Regions from separate parts of the Homo sapiens genome. Here all the other regions are linked to region 3. Evidence: chromatin loops called from intact Hi-C (ENCODE). Cell type or tissue: endothelial cell of umbilical vein. All regions are shown on one strand.

Region 1 (5,000 bases), 52 kb after region 3:
CCTACATATGTTGACTGATGTCTTAGGTCTCTCTAAAATACATAAAACAGGCCGGCCAGGCGTGGTGGCTCACACCTGTAATCCCAGCACTTTGGGAGGCCAAGGCGGGTGGATCACGAGGTCAGGAGATCAAGACCATCCTGGCTAACACGGTGGAACCCCATCTCTACCAAAAATACAAAAAATTAGCCAGGTGTGGTGATGGGCGCCTGTAGTCCCAGCTACTCGGGAGGCTGAGGAGGAGAATGGCATGAACCTGGGAGGCGGAGCTTGCAGTGAGCCGAGATCGCACCACAGCACTCCAGCCTGGGCGACTAAGCGAGACTCCGTCTCAAAAAAACAAACAAAAAAAACAGGCCAGGCACAGTGGCTCATGCCTGTAATCCCAGCACTCTGGGAGGCCTAGGCAGGCAGATCACCTGAGGTCAGGAATTCGAGTCCAGCCTGGCCAATATGGTGAAACCACTCCAGCCTGGGTGACAGAGTGAGACCCTGTCTCAAAAATAATAATAAAATAAAATGTATAAAACCAAACTGTGCTCTGACCACCACGGGCACATGTCTTCAGGACCTCCTGGGGCTGCGTCATGGGTGCAGGTCTTCAACCTTGGCAAAACAAGCTTTCTAAATTGACTGAGACCTGTCTCAGATATTCGGGGTTCATAGTACATAGTATATATCTGAACCAAAATGTGAAATGTAGCACTCATAAAAATTAACTTAGCTGCCATAGCTAACTTTCCCTTTGTCATGATCTGCCTGATCCTTTCCTCCTCCTATGGTCAGCCTCACTCCCATGATTTACACTAGCTCTGTTCAAGCAGTTTGAGTTCAGCCATATTTTGGAACGCTGTCATATCCTCCTTCCCAATCCTTTTCTATCTCCTCCCACTGTCCCCTAAAATTCCAGGTTAACCATATTGGAACATATAAATTCAATAGCACAGTTATGAATAGATAAGGAAACTTGTTTTTCCTGTTCTATTATCTGTATATCATAAGTAAATATTCTTCCCACTGGACCTCAGAGTAATAAGGGAGCCAGAGATACTCTGTCTCTTCTTTGGAGAGGGACTGGCCCCAGTATCTGAGTCTCCTTGGAGGGTTTCCTCTCACTTATACCCCTTAGTTACAAAAGAACATCCATATAAAGAGTTGGTTTCTGCCATAAAGTTTACTGTAACAGGATCTGTCCTATACCAATTGTGTATTTATCTTTAAAAGACACAGATGGAATGGCATGACCAAGAGCTTGGAATCATTCTATAAAACAAGCCCAACTGATGCCCAGACATAAACAAACACTGGAACCCCTGTGTACCTCTGCCCCAGATGACAGGAGTCAGGCCAGCACAGATCAGCTCTTGTTGGAAATCAGTGAGCTGGCCCCTCCAGGACGGGTCAGGGCTTATGTGATCTGATCTTTACTTGTTTCAAAGCCTTCTTAAGAGTTATAATATAGACTTGTTACACTTATATGATCCTGGAAAACATCCAAAATGACTAGCCTATGTCTTTCTGATGCACATCTTCTGTAGGCAATAAATGTACACACTTTCTACAAACTGTGAACTTTCAAATGAGTCCATCTAATGAATGAATGAATGAATGCCCTATAGATTAACACTTCCAAAATTAAGTTCTACTACCTTAAGAATTTGTGGCAATGCATCACCCTATTTTGCAAAGGGAAAACAAGTGAATTTAAAAGGATAATGCTGTTGCTTTAACCTATGTGAACATATTCACAGACAAGAGACTGGAAATGTTCAACCAAAATGGTAACGGTAATTATTCCTGAAATGTGGGTACCTGGAAATTTTGCTTTATTTGCATTTTTCTGTTACCAAGTTTTCTGCACTGAACATGTGTTATAATTTTCAAAAATTTAAATAAAGTCCATTAAAATGGAAAAATGTAGGGTTTTCTCCCTTTAACTCTATACTCCTTAACAGTTTTAAGGGCAGTACAAAACAGGATAACTAAGTCCCAGCAAAGTTATAATAAATTGGTATTGTGCCATGTGGTATAGATTTACCAAAAACACAGAGGTACATTCATACTATTCCTCTTTGAGCTTGGCACTATACACAAGAAATCACTGGACTCTGAGAAGCTTTCAGACACTGTTACATTAGAGGACTTTTCTTTAAGTTAGATTTGAACTGGATTTAAAAGAATGAAAGGAATTTCCTGGATTTTATCACAGCAATTTCCCAGGAGATTTTTCCCTCAGTTCTTCATACAAGGATTAAAGCCACTTAGCAAATTAGAGAGTGTACTTGCCACTTAAAACGCTATTAAGATCATGTAAATTAAGAGGTCTTTAAAAAGCAATGCACATCAACAAAAGACTTAAGAGTTCCTGCTCAGAAGTTGTTTTAACAGTTTCCTATGAAGGTAGTCAAAAAGCATCAACCATCTGAGGTCACATCTAAGTGCAGGGGGGATCTACTTTCAGACCACACAGAGCTACGAAGGGATCAGGGAACACATATCTACATTAGATCAAGAAAGAGCCTTTCTTTGTTATATGACAACTGTTACTGTCAAATTTTCTCTACGACTTCATTAAAATATCAAGCACAATACACGCACAATTTAACACAGCACAAGGCGGACAGGGACGTGTTTTTCAGGACTGCAAAATGGCATCTGCAGAATGTCTCAAAGGAGTGACAAAGGCACTTCTTTAGCCCTAACAAAGAGAACAATGTTTCCAGTAGGACACTACAGGACTATTGCATTTCAGGGGGGAAAAGGCAGTGAAAATTAACACAAAACAGAGCTAAACATGGAGAATGACAGTCTGTAGGGAAGAATTAAAAGAAACTATTGGACACAAGTTTCACTCATTATTGTATATAAGAGCACCTAATGTTTTAAAAATCGAGTTATTGCAACTGTTAAGTTTGCAAATAAAATTATAACTAAAAAAAATCACAAAATAACCTTACTTATCAACTGAATTAATTTGATTCATAAGCACTGTATTTCTATAATTCCTGTTAAAAGGTAGTTTATAAACAAGCAATAACAGTATTATGATAAGCAATCTATGTGTATCATTTCATTTAATTTCTCACGACCACTCTATGAGAAATGTACTACCAATGACTCCATTTTATAAGTAAGGAAATTGAGTCTTAGAGATATAACATAGCTCAGCATCAGACAGATCTGAGTTTCAATTCCAACTCCTTCACTTACTAGCTATGAGACTTTGACTTTCTTTCCAAGATCTTTTGAATTCCAAGACTATGAAAATCAAATAATTTTCACATGGATTAAGGACAAATTCTTTTCAAAAATGGGACAAGAACTTTCCTATAACACCATACAAAAATGGAGCTAGTTGCTTAATGAATTGGGGGTGTAGGGGAAATTGGGATACACCCACCCAAGATCAACCAAGTAACACTTGCAAAACACTGTTAAAAGAGTAGCTTAAGAATGCCTTAGGAAAAAAACGAAGAGAAGGAATGATGAGAGTTAGGATTAATTACAAAATAAATAGCATATCTGAATAGACTGGATGGGGAAAGATGATAATCAGGATACTAAACTGATTATTCCTCACTTTATCTGAGGTGTATGTGCTTAGTTATCTTCAGTGGACAGTACTCTGAAAAACTATTTGATGATTTCTATATTGTGAAAAAACAACTTCAGCCATAGTTACAAACAGTAGACTCTGATTACAGTAAATAAAACCAGTAAATAAGTTAGCAACAGGTAAATTTTTCTCCCTATGACTATTTGTTTCATAAATTGTCAATCCTACTTTGAATCCCAGGACACTGCTACCCAACTAATCTTCCTGAACTCCAGTTCTGATCATATCATTCACCTGTACAGGAAACCTCAGTGACTCCACTGAGAGAGGAAAGCAAACCCAGAAAGCAATTCTTCTACCTCGAATAGAGTCCTCCACACTCTGGCCTGACTCTCCTTTTCCAGCCTTTCTACTCAGTTCTGCCCAGGATGAAAGCTATCATTCTGGAGGTAAGAGCCACTGTCTCCAGGCTCAATCCTCAAGCCTCTTCTCAAAAGACAGCCAACCAAGTAGAATGCCCATAATGACGAGCACCACCGTAGAGTCCAGTTACCAGGCTATGACTTTGCCAGACTTCCCTGCCTACCCCAGCTCAATGCTGTTCTTCTCTCTCCCAGATCCCCTAGTGTCCCCTACCCCTCTTTCAGAGCTCAGCACTTTTCTACACTCTAGGCCCAATGCGCCCATCTTATCCACCTTACCAAGCAAGTCTGTCTTACTTATTTCTGTATGCACCACAGCAACCAACCATACCCTTTTGCACAAAGTTCTACTTAATATATGTTGGGCAGAAAGAAACAATAAGAAAAATCCAGCATGCCTAAGTTTTCAAACCATTCTAGGCATTATAATCTTACTTTTCTATTATCCAAGATAACCATCTTAATGATTCAATAAAGTTATTGTAATATTAAGTCAAACAGCACTCTACTGGAACAAATATTATTTCGGCACATTTGTAGTAAGAAATCTCATGTCGTCTTTTAAGATTCCTTTCAAGAAAATGGGGGAAGCATGGTATTTACTATCTTCACCCTGCATGATTGCTTCTCATGGATTAAGATTGGCCTACTGGGTCACTAGCTTCAAAAAGGTATCAAATTCTAAGAAAAGCAAGAAGAAACTAGAAATGTCTCCAGAAAACATGCTAAAATTAATTTGGGAGGGGTATACAATCCTCCTGAATCATATTAATTTTAGATCTGGAAGGGACCCAAGAAAATAACTTAGCCAACCCTTTATTATGCAGATATTAGAGAATCAAAGAAATTTTAGACTGAGCTAACTGACTGAAAGATCAGCTTTTTAGAATATCCTGAGCAAAGGCAGAAACCTAACCTCCTGGCAAAAAATAGTTGCCAGGTATTTCTCATTTGCATAAACATGTTAAATCAACCAGGCAATGAGCTGAAATTAATTAGGTGATAAGCTCACATTTCTGAAT
Region 2 (5,000 bases), 170 kb after region 3:
TATTGATATTGTTTCTGCTGTTATTTGTCAATCCTCTTCAGATAGGGCAAGAGCAAGATTAATTTTTTTCCTTGAAAATTGATGTGATGGTCTCCCACTGTAGGCTTTTTCTTTAAAATTGTCTCATCCCTTCTTAAACCAAGTTATCCATTTGTAAACTGCTGATTTCTTTGGGAAATTGTTCTCGTTAACTTTTTGTAAATCATTAATGATTTCACCATTCTCTCACCAAAATTTCACCATAAATTTGATGTTTATTCTTGCTTCAATTTTAGCAGAAGTCATATTGCTCTGATAGAAGCTCTTTTCAAACTGATGTCTTAGCCTTCTTAGTGTCCCAATGTAGATCCTCTTCAGATATTTTATAACAAGTTAGTATGAGTTTATTTTGGTGCAAAAACAACTTGAAATCCATGCATAATGTTTTCATAATATGCATTTTCCATGAACTTTTTGAAGGCCCTTGTATGATTTGCAAATATTTTCTCCCATTATATCGGCTGTACTTTCACTTTCTTGATAGTGTCCTTTGAAGCATGAAACTTTTAAATTTTGATTTATGTATTTATTTTAGTTTTAGTTATATTTTTTTGAGATGGAGTTTTGCTTTTGTTGCCTAGGCTGGAGTGCAATGGCGCAATCTCGGCTCACTGCAATCTCCACCTCCTGGGTTCAGGCGATTCTCCTGCTTCAGCCTCCTGAGTAGCTGGGATTACAGGCATGCGCCACCATACCGAGCTAATTTTTGTATTTTTAGTAGAGGTGGGGTTTCTCCATGTTGGTCAGGCTGGTCTCGAACTCCCGACCTGAAGTAATCTGCCCACCTCAGCCTCCCAAAGTGCTGGGATTATAGGCATGAGCCATTGCGCCCGGCCTATTTAATTTTTCTTTTGTGGTTTGCACTTTTGATGTCATGTCGTATTTAAAAAATCATTGCCTAATCCAAAGCAGAGAGATTAACTCCTATGTTTTCTTCTAAGAGTTTTATAGTTACCATTGTTTTAAATATAATTTATTTGATTATGTCTCCCTAATTTAATTTTTAATAATAGCTGGACTTAATAACCAGCACTCAAGATTCCTGAAAGTTTAAAAGTTGACTCTTGCAATCTGGTATAAGCCAGCTCTAGCACACCACTGAAGGTGTATTGTGCTGGGTGGGCCTGGAAGAAAGACAAACTAAACCTCTGACACTGGGACTGATAGGGACGAGGAAGAAGCTGCTAGTCACTCACCCATGAAGGTAGAGTTGCCCAGTGGAATCTAATCCTGATCTGAAAACTGATCTTCCTAAAAGAAACTAAAAAACTAATCTAAGGCTAATCCCATGTGGAATCTTAGGTGTGTTTCCAGAAACTGTAGTTAAGACACACCAGTTTGAATGGGATTCCTGAGGACTAACTCAGAAGACATGCTGAGGTATTGAGGTAGTGGTGGTGGCAGCATTAGATTAATACACTGTAGAACTCCCCAAGAATTTAGGTCACAGGGAACTAGATTCTAGCCTCAGAGAAAGAGCACTGGTAGGAAATTAATGTGGTACCATGCCCAAGTCATTAGATTGAGCTTAGAGCAAGGTCTTGTACTCTGTCACTGGAGAGATCACCAGTTTTTGCAGAGTATGAAAGCAAAGACACACGATACTAACTACTCTGGAATAGACCCACGTACTGTTGTGGAACACTGTAACTTCAAGGAGACACCAAGAATACCAGAAGGCAGATTCAGCAGGAATGGATTGAAGGATATCTAGTTCTGATGGAATAGCATTTGAGATACTCTGAATGGCCCCACTCCCAATACCTTCTCTCCTACTGGCCGCCTGAAAAAACCTCCAAGTACTGAATATACTATATAAATAATATGTTAAATGCTTTTATATAGCAGGCAAAACTGTAAGGAATCTATGGAAACAACAACAAAGAAAAAAAGAAAAGAAAAGACTCCTGAAAGGTAAATGATTTCTGAGGCACGTTTTCACCCTAAGGGTCAACCTAAGGGACCTTGAATTTACATTTTGAGAAATGGTATGCAGAGGATAACAGATCGGCCTATGGTGAGGAATCTAATAGGTGATCCCTGCATAGAGCTAAGTTTCTAATGGCAACACTCTCAGTATACAAGTGAGCAAGAAATATGTCTATCTAAAGAAGAAGACATTGAAAACTTGCCTCTCTCAACTTTTGCCCTGGGAGAAGAGGAAAAAAAATTCTCTGAGAATTCATAAACTCAACCAAGTGCTTATGTGGGTCTAAAGCCAGATTCAAGCTAGTGATGCATAGCGCTGCAAAATTTAGCAAATAAAAATAGAGCATCCGTAGTTAAACTTGAATTCAGATAAACAATGAATACTTTTTAGTATAAGTATGTCCCAAATATTGCACAAAAAATAATTTCTTGTTTATTTGAAATGTAAACATAACTGGATGCCCTGTATTCTATTTGGCAACCCTACCAATGTAGTATGAAACGCCAAGTAAGGAATTTAAGTTGTTCCAGGTTAATAGTGCCCCCTGGTGACACAAATAAAACGATATTCTTTTTGGAGGAATGCAACTTCAAACCAGGCTTCAAAGAATTTCCTCAGATAAAGATCGAATACAAGCTCACAATGAAAAAAAAAAAACACAAAACATATAAGAAATAAAGGTAATGTAAGTATGAACCAGAAAGAAAGCCAGAAAGGTTATTATAATAAAATATGCAAAGATTTCAGATATTAGAATGATCAAATATAGACTAGAAAATAATGTGGTTAGTATGTTTAAAGAAGTAAAAACCTGCAAACAGGAACAATAGACTAGAAAAAATTCAAGTAGATTTGAAAAAGAACCAAATGGATGGCCTAGGAATGAAAAATATAATACCTGAAGTTCAAAATTCAAAAGCTGGAGAAATAGCATATTAGACAAAGCTGAAGAAAGGATTAGTGAACTGGAGGAAACATTTAATGGGCTTGTTTAAAATTACGCTCAGAGAAACAAAGAGTTGGAAAATACAGTAGTCCCCCTTTATCTGAGGGGAATATGTTCTAAGACCCCCCAGTGGAAGCCTGAAACTGCAAATAGTACTAAATCTTACATATATAAGACTGTTTTTTCCTATACATATGTACCTATGATAAAGTTTAATTTATAAATTGGGCACAGTAAGAGATTAACACCAATAACTAAAAATAAAACAGAACAATTGTAACAATATACTATAATAAAAATTATGTGAATGTGGTCTTTCCCTCTCTTTCAAAATATCTTTTTTTTCTTGGTTTTTGAGACAGAATCTCACTCTGTTGCCCAGGCTGGAGTGCAGTGGCACAATCTGGGCTCACTGCAACTTCTGCCTCTAGGGTTCAAGTGATTCTCATGCCTCAGCCTCCCAAGTAGCTGGGATTATAGGCATATGCCACCACACCCAGCTAATTTTTGTGTTTTTGGTAGAGAAAAGATTTCACTATGTTGGCCAGGCTGGTCTTGAACTCCTTACCTCAAGTGATGCGCCTGCCTCAACCTCCCAAAGTGCTGGGATTACAGGTGTGAGCCATCACACCTCGCCTCTTTCAAAATATTAAGATATATTGTACTGTTCTGTGAGTAACTGAACATGGAAAGTGAAACCACAGAGAAGGGGGAACTATTGTATAGAGAGTCTAAAGGGAATTGAGGACAAAGTCAGACTTCGTAACATAATTAGAGTTCTGGAAGAAGGAAAGAAAAAGATTATGGGGAAATAGACAATAATAAAATAGCAAATGGGTGCTTTTTCTAAACTTTTGAGAGATACCAGTTTTCAGAATCAGGAAGCCCAATGTTTTCAAGCAGAATAAGTAAAATAAATTCATGCTTAGATTGCTAAAACTATAAAGCTCCAAAGATAAAGAGATGATTTTTAACAATTGTCAGAGAGAAGAGAGATTATAACAGCATATAATTCAGGGCAGTAGTCGAAGTTAAAATTTTTGAAGGTCCTTGTGTTATTTGGGGAGAAGGTAAAGACATTAACTTTAGATTTTTTTAAGTATGCCTGTTAATTATTTAGGATAACTCCTTTAAAACAATCAACATAGAGAATATCACTTCCAAATTAGAAGAGGAGAAAAAATGGAATGAAGGGGTTGCAGGGGGGACGCAATCAATCCAAAATAAGTCAAATACATTGGAGAGGGGTCAACAAACAAGAGCCCAGTAATTGTGGAGAGTACACCAGAGGCCAGGGTTGAGGGATATAAAGTGCTAAGCCCTCCAGACAGTGGAATGAAGCCAATGATGCGTTTCTTCCTTTTGTCCGATTACATCAAGGTCTTGGGGGCAAACACTTTGAGATTCAACCCTGGGATCTATGAAAGTCACATTTCCACAGAGAAAATGAGGCAAATATTGATTAAGAAAAAAGAGAAGGCTGGGAATGGTGGCTTACACCTGTAATCCCAGCACTTTGGGAGGCCGAGACGGGTGGATCACCTGAGATCAGGAGTTCGAGACCAGCCTGGCCAACATGGCAAAACTCTGTCTCTACTAAAACTATAAAAAATTAGCTAGGTGTGGTGCACACACTTGTAGTCCCAGCTACTCTGGAGGCCGAGACACGAGAATCCCTTGAACCCAGGAGGCAAAGGTTGCAGTGAGCCAAAATTGTGCCACTGCACTCCAGCCTGGGCAACAGAGCCAGACTGTGTCTCAAAAAAAAAAAAAAGAAAAAAGAAAAAAAAAAAGAAGTGTAGTTTCTTCAAGGCTTTGGTCAGGAAATTGCTAGAAAATCAATTAATTTTTTTAATTATCTGGAAATTTCCTGGATTTGCTACTTCACATTTTTAGCACAGATGAAATGAGGCCTCGGTGTGTGAACATGGATCAGTCAATTCATCATTTATTTTGGAAAAAAAATCAAATCTGTCCTATGTGCTAAGCAAAGTGTTAGACTCCCTTAAAGTGTTAACTATCTCGTAAGAGAATTATTTATAATGAAAGCTAAAATATTTTAATCACCCCAAAAGAGGTAAAAAT
Region 3 (5,000 bases):
GTTTTGCTGAGAATGATGGTTTCCAGCTTCATCCATGTCCCTGCAAAGGACACGAACTGATGCTTTTTTATGGCTGCATAGTATTCTACGGTGTATATGTGCCACATTTTCTTTATCCAGTCTATCATTGATGGGCATTTGGGTTGGTTCCAAGTCTTTGCTACTGTGAATAGTGCTGCAATAAACATACATGTGCATGTGTCTTTTTGGTAGAATGATTGATAATCCTTTGGGTATATACCCAGTAATGGGATTGCTGGGTCAAATGGTATTTCTGGTTCTAGATCCTTAAGGATCTTCCACACTGTCTTCCACAATGGTTGAACTAATTCATGCTCCCACCAACAGTGTAAAAGCGTTCCTATTTCTCCACATCCTCTCCAGCATCTGTTGTCTCCTGACTTTTTAATGATCGCCATTCTAACTGGCGTGAGTACATATTTTAAAGTAACAAAAATGTGTCCAAACTGATTTTAAAGCATAAATTTTATTCTGAAAATAACTTTTCCCAACATTTCTAACCTTACTCGACCCTGAAGTAATTTTCATTCCAAAACAGAGAAATAATTCAAAGATCTAGTTCCTGTTCTACTACCACCCTCTGATGAGGGTAAAAACTTACTAAGTGGTAAATCACCAAGGAGTTGGCATGGCTGCCAGTGTGTAGCATGCCTATCCAGCAAGAGGTGGACAGTTTCTTCAAAAGTATGTCAGGATGGCTGCTCACAGTTAGAAATTACTTTCAAGTTTAATGCTTTTAAAATACCAGTGATGCAGGGGCAAACAAAGTAATCCCCTGGTTTTGAAACCAAATGTGGAGAAGACAGAGAAGAAAAAAAGCATGTGAAAGAATTCCTCGAATGCTGAGAAATAAAATGGCCTATCATTCTTTAGTTTCCTCAAGAGAAGAGGAGGCATTATTAGAAAACAAGGGACAAAGAATAAGAATTATAGTATCTTCAAGCCCAGCCTACGCCCAGCCAGCAAACAACCTGGTCTGATAGCAGCTCCAACAGAAGTGAAAGAACAGAGCTTCCGGGAGCCTGCAATTCCCTCTGAGCTGTGAATGTGAGCTCCTAAAGGGCCAGGGTCACACCATAGTAACTTCTATATGGCTCTCATGCCTAGAGTTTCACAATCTTTTGTAGAAACATAATAGTTTTCATTTACAATAAGCCTTTGAAGTATTTATATAACAAGTCGGTCTGCTGTTTCCAAGCATCTGAAAAGCAGGGCAATAATGGACAGCAGTCGCAATGATGAGGGTGGGTGGATTATATATATATACGTACATACACACACATACACACACACACACACACACACACACACACACACAAATGCCCAAATCTTTGTTTTCTAATTAGAGGGGATGGAGAGAAGACTTAGGAACATAAATAAACAAATGCTATCATTTATCTTGGATAGAAAGATAAAAACTTTATAAATGTACAAGAAAGTACAGGGAAATAAATCAAAATTACTTTCTATGAGAAGTATTTTAGGCAAAGTCCTCCGTTAAGACTCTATGGGGAGAGAGAAGAAAGTTATTTTTCCAGAGAAACTAATAATAAACCAGGTGAAGAAACAACATCAGCATGAGAAAAATCAAACAATACAAGAGTTTAGCAGTTGTTCAACACAGCAATACAAGAGAGTCTTTCACAAGGCAGTGCATGCTTAATTGCCAAACTAATGGTGCAAACAAGTTCCAAGGAAGAAAAGAACATTCTGAGAGCTGGATTTGAGTTGGAAACTAAGATAGGCAGGAATCATGTGATGGGGAAAGCAAAATGTGGAGTTGGTAGGGTCAGAAACTGGAAGGAAGGCCAGGCAACTCAGCATATGTCTGATTAGAGGACCAACTTGACACAAGGGAAGACTCAGAAAATCAAGTGGTAACAGAGGTCAAAAGATAGCCTGAGGTTATACGTGACCAAGAGTGGAGGAGGGAGGGGGGCCGAGGTCCAGCTAAGGAGTGACTTGATTATGAGGCCAGGCTCTGCTGCTGTGAGCTCCTTGTGTTCTTCAAGCTGGACCAAAATATTCTATCACTTACATGGCACGGCAGTCTTTTCCCATTTAGTAAATACAAATTAAGTTTTGAATAGAATTACCACCCTAAATCCTGTTTTAAGCTAAAAGGATAAAGACATGCCACCTTGACCAATGTCACTGGAATTTTAAATTGCACATAATACATGCCCATTAAATTATTCCTAGTTCCCAAAATGACATATAAATCTGCCACTATTTTTATGGAATCTTATAGAGTGCCATAACTTCCAGATCCTCTACAAATATGTAGATAGTTGAAACTGTTTAACTAGTAAACTTAGTAAGTGTCAGTACTATAGGTCTGAAATACCACCTTGGAGGGTGAAAAGAAACAACAATAAACAAACAAGCAAATAAAACACACTCAAAGTAATGATAGCAAATTGGATTTCCGAGACCCGAACTCAACACAAGAAAGGCAAAAAGACCTCGACACATTCTGCTCTCTGAGAAATACTTTTATCAACAGAACACTGATGAAGAGAGCCTACATTGTTAGCCTTATTCATAACTAAGAAAAAACGGTACTGACATTCCTGTGTAGGCAGAAACAATGCCCTTGATTCTCAGACAAAATCAACATGTGGGAACAACTTTGAGATGCCAGAGGAAAATGTGAGCAACTCTAACTCAGAATGCACATTCACTCAAGCTTCCAAAGTCTTGCAGGAACTTTCACACTTATTTGCAAACTTTAAAACACATATACCGACTTATCAGTTGTAGTAAAACCAGCTCAATTCTAGAAATGGAGGAAGCAAATATTTTCATTCTCTTTGCAATCTGAGAATAGAAGAGAGGAAGTGACTCCCCCAAGATACCCAAAGAGTAAAAAGAAAAGTAAACATAGATCGCCTGACTTTATATCCATGGCTTCAACTAAACCTTATTGTTTTTTTCCCCCGCTTAGAGGAAAGAGCTCTGCTGTTTTAACACACTGAGTATGTAAATGACCTTAGCAGCAACATCATAAAGAGTGCTAGAGTCAAGTCCCTGAAGTAAACATGCAGGATCCAAGAGACACCCAAAAATTCTCTACAATTTAACTCTGGAACCAAAGAAGGTTGGCACATACCATTTAAATATCTCAATGAGATAAAAACATTTCCAAAAAAATCAAGTTATAAAGTTTCTTCATTAAAAAATCTTCAAAGTTTTTTCGAAAAATTTTTGAGATCTCAGTTGACTATCAATAGATGATAAATTAGTATAGAATGTAAATTGTAATTATCAGTGACAACAATGAAACAGTACCTACCACAAAGATTTGGAACAAATGCACAAAGAGAGCCTAGGCCTCAGGTCAAAATTAACGCATGGCTTAGCAATAAACCTATTGTTACATAAGCCAAAAATAACATTAAAGTTGGGCCATTTCCATAGTATTTTTTTTAACTTAACTATAATCATCATTTAAAAATGCACTGTTACTCAATGTTTATGTTCATTTATTATTTCCAGCCTTGGGGAATCCAGAAAATTCTGTGTGGCATAAAAATTTTTTATCCACTTAATATTAGCAAATGCCCTCTTTCCTTAAAAGAACACAAATTTCAAAGATGGCGATTTGTTTTTAAAAACAGTACTGTATTGGTTCCTTGGACAGTTGTCTTTATCTAATTCCTGAAGTTTAGGAGATAAAGAATAGGTTGATAGCCCACAGGAAAAACAATGTGGAAACAGGAAGCCATAAAAAGTAGAGGATGAGGGGAGAAAGAAGGGATATGAACAGATACATGGGGATATAGACACATAAAATACATATAAATATATAACAACATGTTAATATAGATTATACAGAATATATTAATTATATAGAGTGAGTAAGCTAGGAAGCAGAGATGATGTTCAGATGTCAAACAAAAATGCCCCCATGAATTATGTTTTTTGATTTTAAAAAAATTATTCCATTGATATAGCAATATTCACATTAAATGGTTTAAAGGGGGTACTTTTGTTGACCAAAGGTACTGATAGGTAACAAGAACAGGAAAGTGCCTAACATACCCAATGTTCTAATCGCATCACAAAAAAAAATTATCTATAGAGACCACTGATGTGCATCATAAGCAATGCACTGAATAAAGAAGACCCCCCCCCCAGCCCCTTAAATTACTGCAGCCATATAGCTAGCTACAATGTTCCAAAATCTAAACAGCGCCCTTGACTTTGCTAGGTCCTGTATACCAATGACTTTACAACCTCTGGTCCATTACTAAGCAGCTCCTTTTTGCTATGGATCAGTTTTAATCTTCTCATCCTGGCATTTGAGGCCTTTTAGAACCTCACCCTACTCTCTATAAGATCCCTGTAAGCCAAGCTATCACCTCATGACTTCCTGCACAGCCCATGCTTTGAGTGGCTTCTCTCCATTGTTGTAAACACCCTAAGTGAAGACAATTAGGTCTTCTTCAGTGGGCATGTTATATCAAGGTTTAATTGAAAATTAGACACATGTACATATAGAAAGAAAAAGAACAAACAATAACTACAGTCCTCTGAAGAGCCATAAAGAAATACAATATTTGCTGAGAGTAAACAGATGGAAACAAATCTATTCTCTCAAACCAAATACAAGTATTTCTTTCCCATATTCTATTCTCCTTCCTTGAGTGCTCAAAAGTTCATTAATAGCTACAGTTTCCCATATCTACTTCCCCAAATAGTCCTCAGACGGTGATTTCCGGTGTAGAGATACAGAACCACCGATAAGCAGCATCAGCATATCATCCAATCTGCCTAAGGTCAACACTGGAATTGGGAAACATTAGCCTGCTCAACCCCATGATGGCTGTACTCTGGGCTCCACTCCTGAGGAGGAAACAAGAACAGGTCTGATGAGTAACAGACCCAAACTAATGATACTAAGCAAGCAACGGGAAAATCAAAATAAGAGGAAAACTTGTATAAAAGGAAAATGCAATAAAATGGGGAATATAATT
Region 4 (5,000 bases), 68 kb after region 3:
AGCCATTCATAAAGGATGGAGGGAAGAAAGGAGGTACAGATTCCCAAGTACCTGCAAAGGCATCAAGCATAAAAGACCACTACAAGTTGCTCTTTTCAACTTTTCAAATTTAGTCAAAATTACAAACGGTAGGCCCAAGAACTTCTGAGGTAATAAATCAGTCCATTTTTCCACTAACAAGGTGGATATTTTGTAGATATTAACTGAGAAGTTTCTTCAAGATCTTCTGAAAATTCCATGTAACCATTGTATTTCGGCTTTCTATTTACAAATCAACACTTGACTCTATAGACATGTACTTCAAACTTATGTCTTAATCACAACTGCATTCTCTGGTACTCAGTATAATTCTGAGAGGCAGACTAGGACCTTCATTCAAGCCAAAACTGTCTTAAGTGAAATATATCTTTGATGGGTATTCCTTTCATTCTTTGGCTTCTCTCCCACCCCAAGCCAAGGTAGTTCAGGTACCACTCTTAATAGGCAGTCGACTACCGTGGCTAATAGAATGGCAGGTAACAGTTTAAAGGGTGACCTCCCCTAAGTAGGGGTGAAGACAGGAAGCAAGTGAAAGAGAATCCAGTGTACAGTAAATGGGTGCTAAGTTAGGACTGGGTGAGAAAACAGATGGATATCCTCTTCCTCCACCTCTAGAAGAGAACAACTTTCCAGGCCAAGCACAGTGGCTCAAGCCTATAATCCAGCACTTTGGGAGACCAAGGCAGGTGGCTCACTTGAGGTCAGGAGTTCAAGACCAGCCTGGCCAACATGGCAATACCCCATCTCTACTAAAAATACAAAAATTAGCTGGGCGTGGTGGCACGCACCTGTAGTCCCAGCTACTCGGGAGGCTGAGGCATGAGAATCACTTTAACCCAGGAGGCAGAGTCTGCAGTGAGCCGAGACTGAGTCACTGCACTCCAGGCTGGGCAACTGAGGGAGACTCTAGATGGGGGCGGGGGGAGCTTCCCTAGTTACTACTGAGTTGTTTTGTTATGAAAAAAAATCTCATGAAGTCAGAGCTTCTAACGGATTAGATTTAGCCTGGGCCCTGTGTTAGCTAAGTCAGGGTTTCTCAACCTCCGCACTACCAACATTTTATTGTGAGGAGCTGTCCCTGTGAACTGTAGGATGTTTAGCAGCATGGCGGGCTACCACATACTAGATACCACTAGCACACCTTCAAGTTGTGGAAATAAAAAATGTCCCCTACGGAACATCACCTGGGCTGGGAACCACCATACTAGATGATGAACATCAGGCTACTTATTAACTATACAATGAAGAAGAAACTGATGTTGATGAATAGGACAAAATATTGAGATGAGAAAAAGATTATGCCATATTGGTCTACTGCCTGCATTTTAATGAAAAGCCAATAGATATCCCCAATAGAAGAGGGAAAAAAAATGAAAATTAAGTCCAACAAAGTAAAGCAAAGCAAAGTCTGCAGCATTTAAATAAAAACATGATTGAGTGTATGTGATGCTAATTGCTAACTGAGACCACAAAATTACATTAAATGATTAGGTACACAGGTGCTCAGGCATGGCGGAAGTGCAACAAAGAAAGAGTTTAGTAAAAACATTAAAACCAAGTCAAACCAACTCTATCTTCATTCCACATATCCAAGCCCATTCTACAAGAATCTTCTTTAACTGATTTGATTCTACAAAATGAACATTTGTAATAGTAACTATTTTGTATTAATAATAATTAGCAACACATAGACAGGACTCCAAATCCCGGTTCCAACTATCTTCTAACTACATGACACCCTCTCTAAGCTATTTCCCCTATCCAGAGAAGTAAAAGGTGTAACCAATGTAAGAACATGAGCACAGTGCCTGGCACACTGTAAGTACTAATAAATGGCAATTACCAGTAGTTACACATATTATTTTGTAAACATGTTTTTACTACAAAATGGAAGACATTGCCCAAGAGGAACTAAGAAGAAAACACACTTCTAATCAGTTAACTAAAGAAAAAAAAAAATATATATATATAAGACCCAATCCTGTAAAATACATGCCTAAGATGCCAAAATTTACTTCACTCTAAAGGCAGGAGAAAAACATGGATTACCAACCAAGCACATGGCTATAATAAAAGCAAAATATAAATGCTACTTTTTTTTTAAGTATCACATTATTTCCCACTTGCACTCACTCCAAATATATTTCCCCAGACTTTTATCCAAATCAGCTAAAATACCATTTTCAAGGGGTTGAGATTAAAAATTCACTTTATAAAAGAAATTTTCTATGAAGCCTAATAATCAAGTAGAAAAAAGAGTATTTTCTCACACATATCCAGAGCCAGTTTAGAGTTGCTGTTTTTGCCTCACAGAAGTTGTTTTCCAGCCACAAGCTACTACAGATTGTTCAGACCTTTTGGCAGCAACACAGGAAACTGCCCTTTTCACCCGTTCTCCCACAAAAATGTAGTCAATTTCTAGGCAAGCCCATATCTCAAGGCTACTTTGCTTTATAGAGCCAAATGCACACAATTTTTCATTTAGCATTAAGAAAGGGCCCCATATATTTTGCATTTTTGTAAAGAAAATTGAAAGCAAGTCACCAAAGACATACGGGCAAAGTTATTTATTAAATCAGCTCATAAAGTGTGCCACACCAACATTTGAAATTTATAGGACATTCGGAATCACAGCTGTTTCTGTTTTATATCCAAATCGTCCAGGATGCAATGGGCAACACGTGAAGCTATTTCCTGATGCTTAATTGTGCCTTGGTGTCCCACTATTCTCAACTTGCCATGTTTCAAATAAATAGTTAAAATAGGTGTGATTAAAAAAAAAAAAAAAACTCAGGCAGCCCACTCACTCACCATATCTTTCATTTGAATCTGAGGTTTTTCTACAATACTATGGATCACATAAAGACATCTGAGCAAGTCACAGGATGAAGCCGAAGTTCTTCTCACATTTCTTATTCAAGTATACAAAATCAACCCACATTTTTCTCCTTCAGTTATTTAAGGGGAGGTGAGGGTAGGAGGTGGTAAATTATGCAACAGCTATAACGTATTTAATTTCTAAAAATGAAGCCAATGCTGCCTTTTAAATGCAAAATTAAAGATGACCCTTTAAAAACCAGGAATCCCTTTGTATCCCATTTGGCTTAAAATTTCACAGACTGGTCATTTATTTAGAACACAAGGAAGTCCAAATGGTAAAAAGGCATCTGTAATCACTCACAAAATGAAGCTGGATACTACCCTGTCCTGGGAGAGTTGAATGCCAAAATTCAATCTGTGACCCAAGCTCCACAATTCATAGATTGTGTAAAAAGAAAAATCAGCACAATATTTTCCAAGGGACGTTTTCTGTCTCCAAAAATGACTTGCAACTGCAAACAAGTTCCAACAATGACGCAAAGGCAACCTCTCCAAAAGGGTACAATTTCAGAAACTGTCCAAAAACCCCATACACAAAAACAATAAGCAAAGGAACCTCGATTCAATTACACAAGACCCATTACACTTTGATTCAAGAGAAGATAAAAGAGTATTTTTCAGTCAGAGTCCAACATAAACACTAATGTAAAATATGCTCAAATTCAGAACTTCTTTTCTGAATTTAAATTATTCCAGCATAATAAATCCTATAGATTACACAGGGAAGAAATCCGGAAAGCAAACCAAGGAATTCAAAATAGAAATTCAAAGGAAAATGTTTGGGTGTCTGGTAGGTAAAGAGACCTGCTTGCCTATATCTAGGTACAAAAGGCACATCTTGTTATTTTAGGTAATTTTTCCAACTTAAATAAACTGCACAGTGGAGCAGGAACCAACTGTAAACATGCTTTCATTCCCTGCTTGCCTTAAGAAAATGTTGGTAAACCAGGCTATCTTTCATCTCCATAAACAAAACAGAATATCAAAGAGATTTCACATTATTGTTTATCAGCTTATCAGCATCATCAAAGTACATCTGTAATCGATACTACTTATGAGAAAGCATCTGTGGAAAGAGCAAGAAGAAAGAGTCTGTGTTGGAAACTCACTTGGGAGGGTCTGAAGGAGTTTTGTGTGCTGTTCACCACTATCATAAAATAGCCTGTAAGACAATCACCAAAAAGTAAAAACAGAGATTTCTTGAGTTAATGGTCCACATCTTCACAAGAATAACTTTCGAATAAGTAAACAACAACAGAACAACTAGGCCAACGTTATCCAGAGGTCTGGCATAAGAAGATAAAGCACTCGAGTTCACAGTTTAAACATGGGTTTCCTGGCCCACAGTAGAAAACTTCAGCCTGGGGAAGATTTACTTCAAATCAAACTAAATGAGCAATTAAGGAATCTCTTTACTACTGTTACATTTTTAAATTCACCCTATTAGAACACTCATCTTAAAACAAAACTGGACTCTTCTAAAAAACAAAAGAGATGAAAAATACAGAATTGGTCACTGATTTCTGTTCATTCTCATCCTACTTCCACCTACATTCAACTAATATTTATTGTACAGTTACTATATTAAAAAGCACACAGCTAGTACTGAAGAGGGATAGAGTGAGCTAGACAGAGAGATGTACTTACTGCCAAATAGGCTATGTCTGCATCTGTAATTTGCACACAGTAAGTTCAGGTGTTTTATTTGCTTCCGGGTGTTGTTTTTAAGAATGTCTCTGTGGTTCACTTTTATATGGCAAAAGCACTGAAGGTCCTTCATGTGTCTAAATGAAAAAGTCTGGACATTTGGCTTCAATAAAGCCATCACTTTCTTGAAGATAGGTTCCAGCTATGAATCGTCTAGGTTTGTGTGCTGGACAGGGTGAAAAGGGCAATGTTCTGTGTAGCTGCCAATGGGCTGAACAATTCCCAGTAGCTTGTGGCTAAAGAAATCTTCTATGAGAAGAGAACTGTAACTTCCAAGCTGGCTTGGGATAATTGTTTGAAACAACGTGATTTTTTTCCATTCAGTTATTTTCTGTTATACCTTTTCCAGCAAAATTATTCTGTGGAATTTTAAA

What was found. Hi-C counts contacts between places; a loop is a spot of excess contacts. Peaks named below come from ENCODE experiments on the same cell type or tissue, not always from the same donor. Only the 100,000 strongest peaks of a DNase experiment are listed, where the experiment ranks them.
Region 1: a loop joins it to region 3, with 2.2 times the contacts of the local background. A loop is called at or near these places in 5 of 110 quality-filtered maps.
Region 2: it touches region 3 in a loop (2.7-fold over the local background); 2 of 110 quality-filtered maps call a loop at or near these places.
Region 4: a loop joins it to region 3, with 1.9 times the contacts of the local background. A loop is called at or near these places in 6 of 110 quality-filtered maps.

What each region holds. Positions count from the first base shown.
Region 1 is chr6:130,995,002-131,000,001 of GRCh38, forward strand. All of the region lies in intron 1 of EPB41L2 (erythrocyte membrane protein band 4.1 like 2), which reads right to left. Among named protein-coding and RNA genes, the nearest start is that of EPB41L2, 66 kb to the right of the region's middle. In endothelial cell of umbilical vein, no CTCF peak of the experiment used is centred here; a DNase peak (open chromatin) is centred at 2,300.
Region 2 is chr6:131,114,452-131,119,451 of GRCh38, forward strand. All of the region lies in intron 2 of LOC102723445 (a long non-coding RNA gene), which reads right to left. Among named protein-coding and RNA genes, the nearest start is that of AKAP7, 19 kb to the right of the region's middle. In endothelial cell of umbilical vein, CTCF peaks have their summits at 2,519 (motif pointing left) and 2,724; a DNase peak (open chromatin) is centred at 2,480.
Region 3 is chr6:130,942,869-130,947,868 of GRCh38, forward strand. All of the region lies in intron 3 of EPB41L2 (erythrocyte membrane protein band 4.1 like 2), which reads right to left. Among named protein-coding and RNA genes, the nearest start is that of EPB41L2, 120 kb to the right of the region's middle. In endothelial cell of umbilical vein, no CTCF peak of the experiment used is centred here; DNase peaks (open chromatin) are centred at 2,753 and 3,443; H3K27ac peaks cover 1,465 bases.
Region 4 is chr6:131,011,253-131,016,252 of GRCh38, forward strand. All of the region lies in intron 1 of EPB41L2 (erythrocyte membrane protein band 4.1 like 2), which reads right to left. Among named protein-coding and RNA genes, the nearest start is that of EPB41L2, 49 kb to the right of the region's middle. RefSeq lists an enhancer at 4,762-4,931. In endothelial cell of umbilical vein, no CTCF peak of the experiment used is centred here; DNase peaks (open chromatin) are centred at 2,419, 4,149 and 4,789; H3K27ac peaks cover 2,431 bases.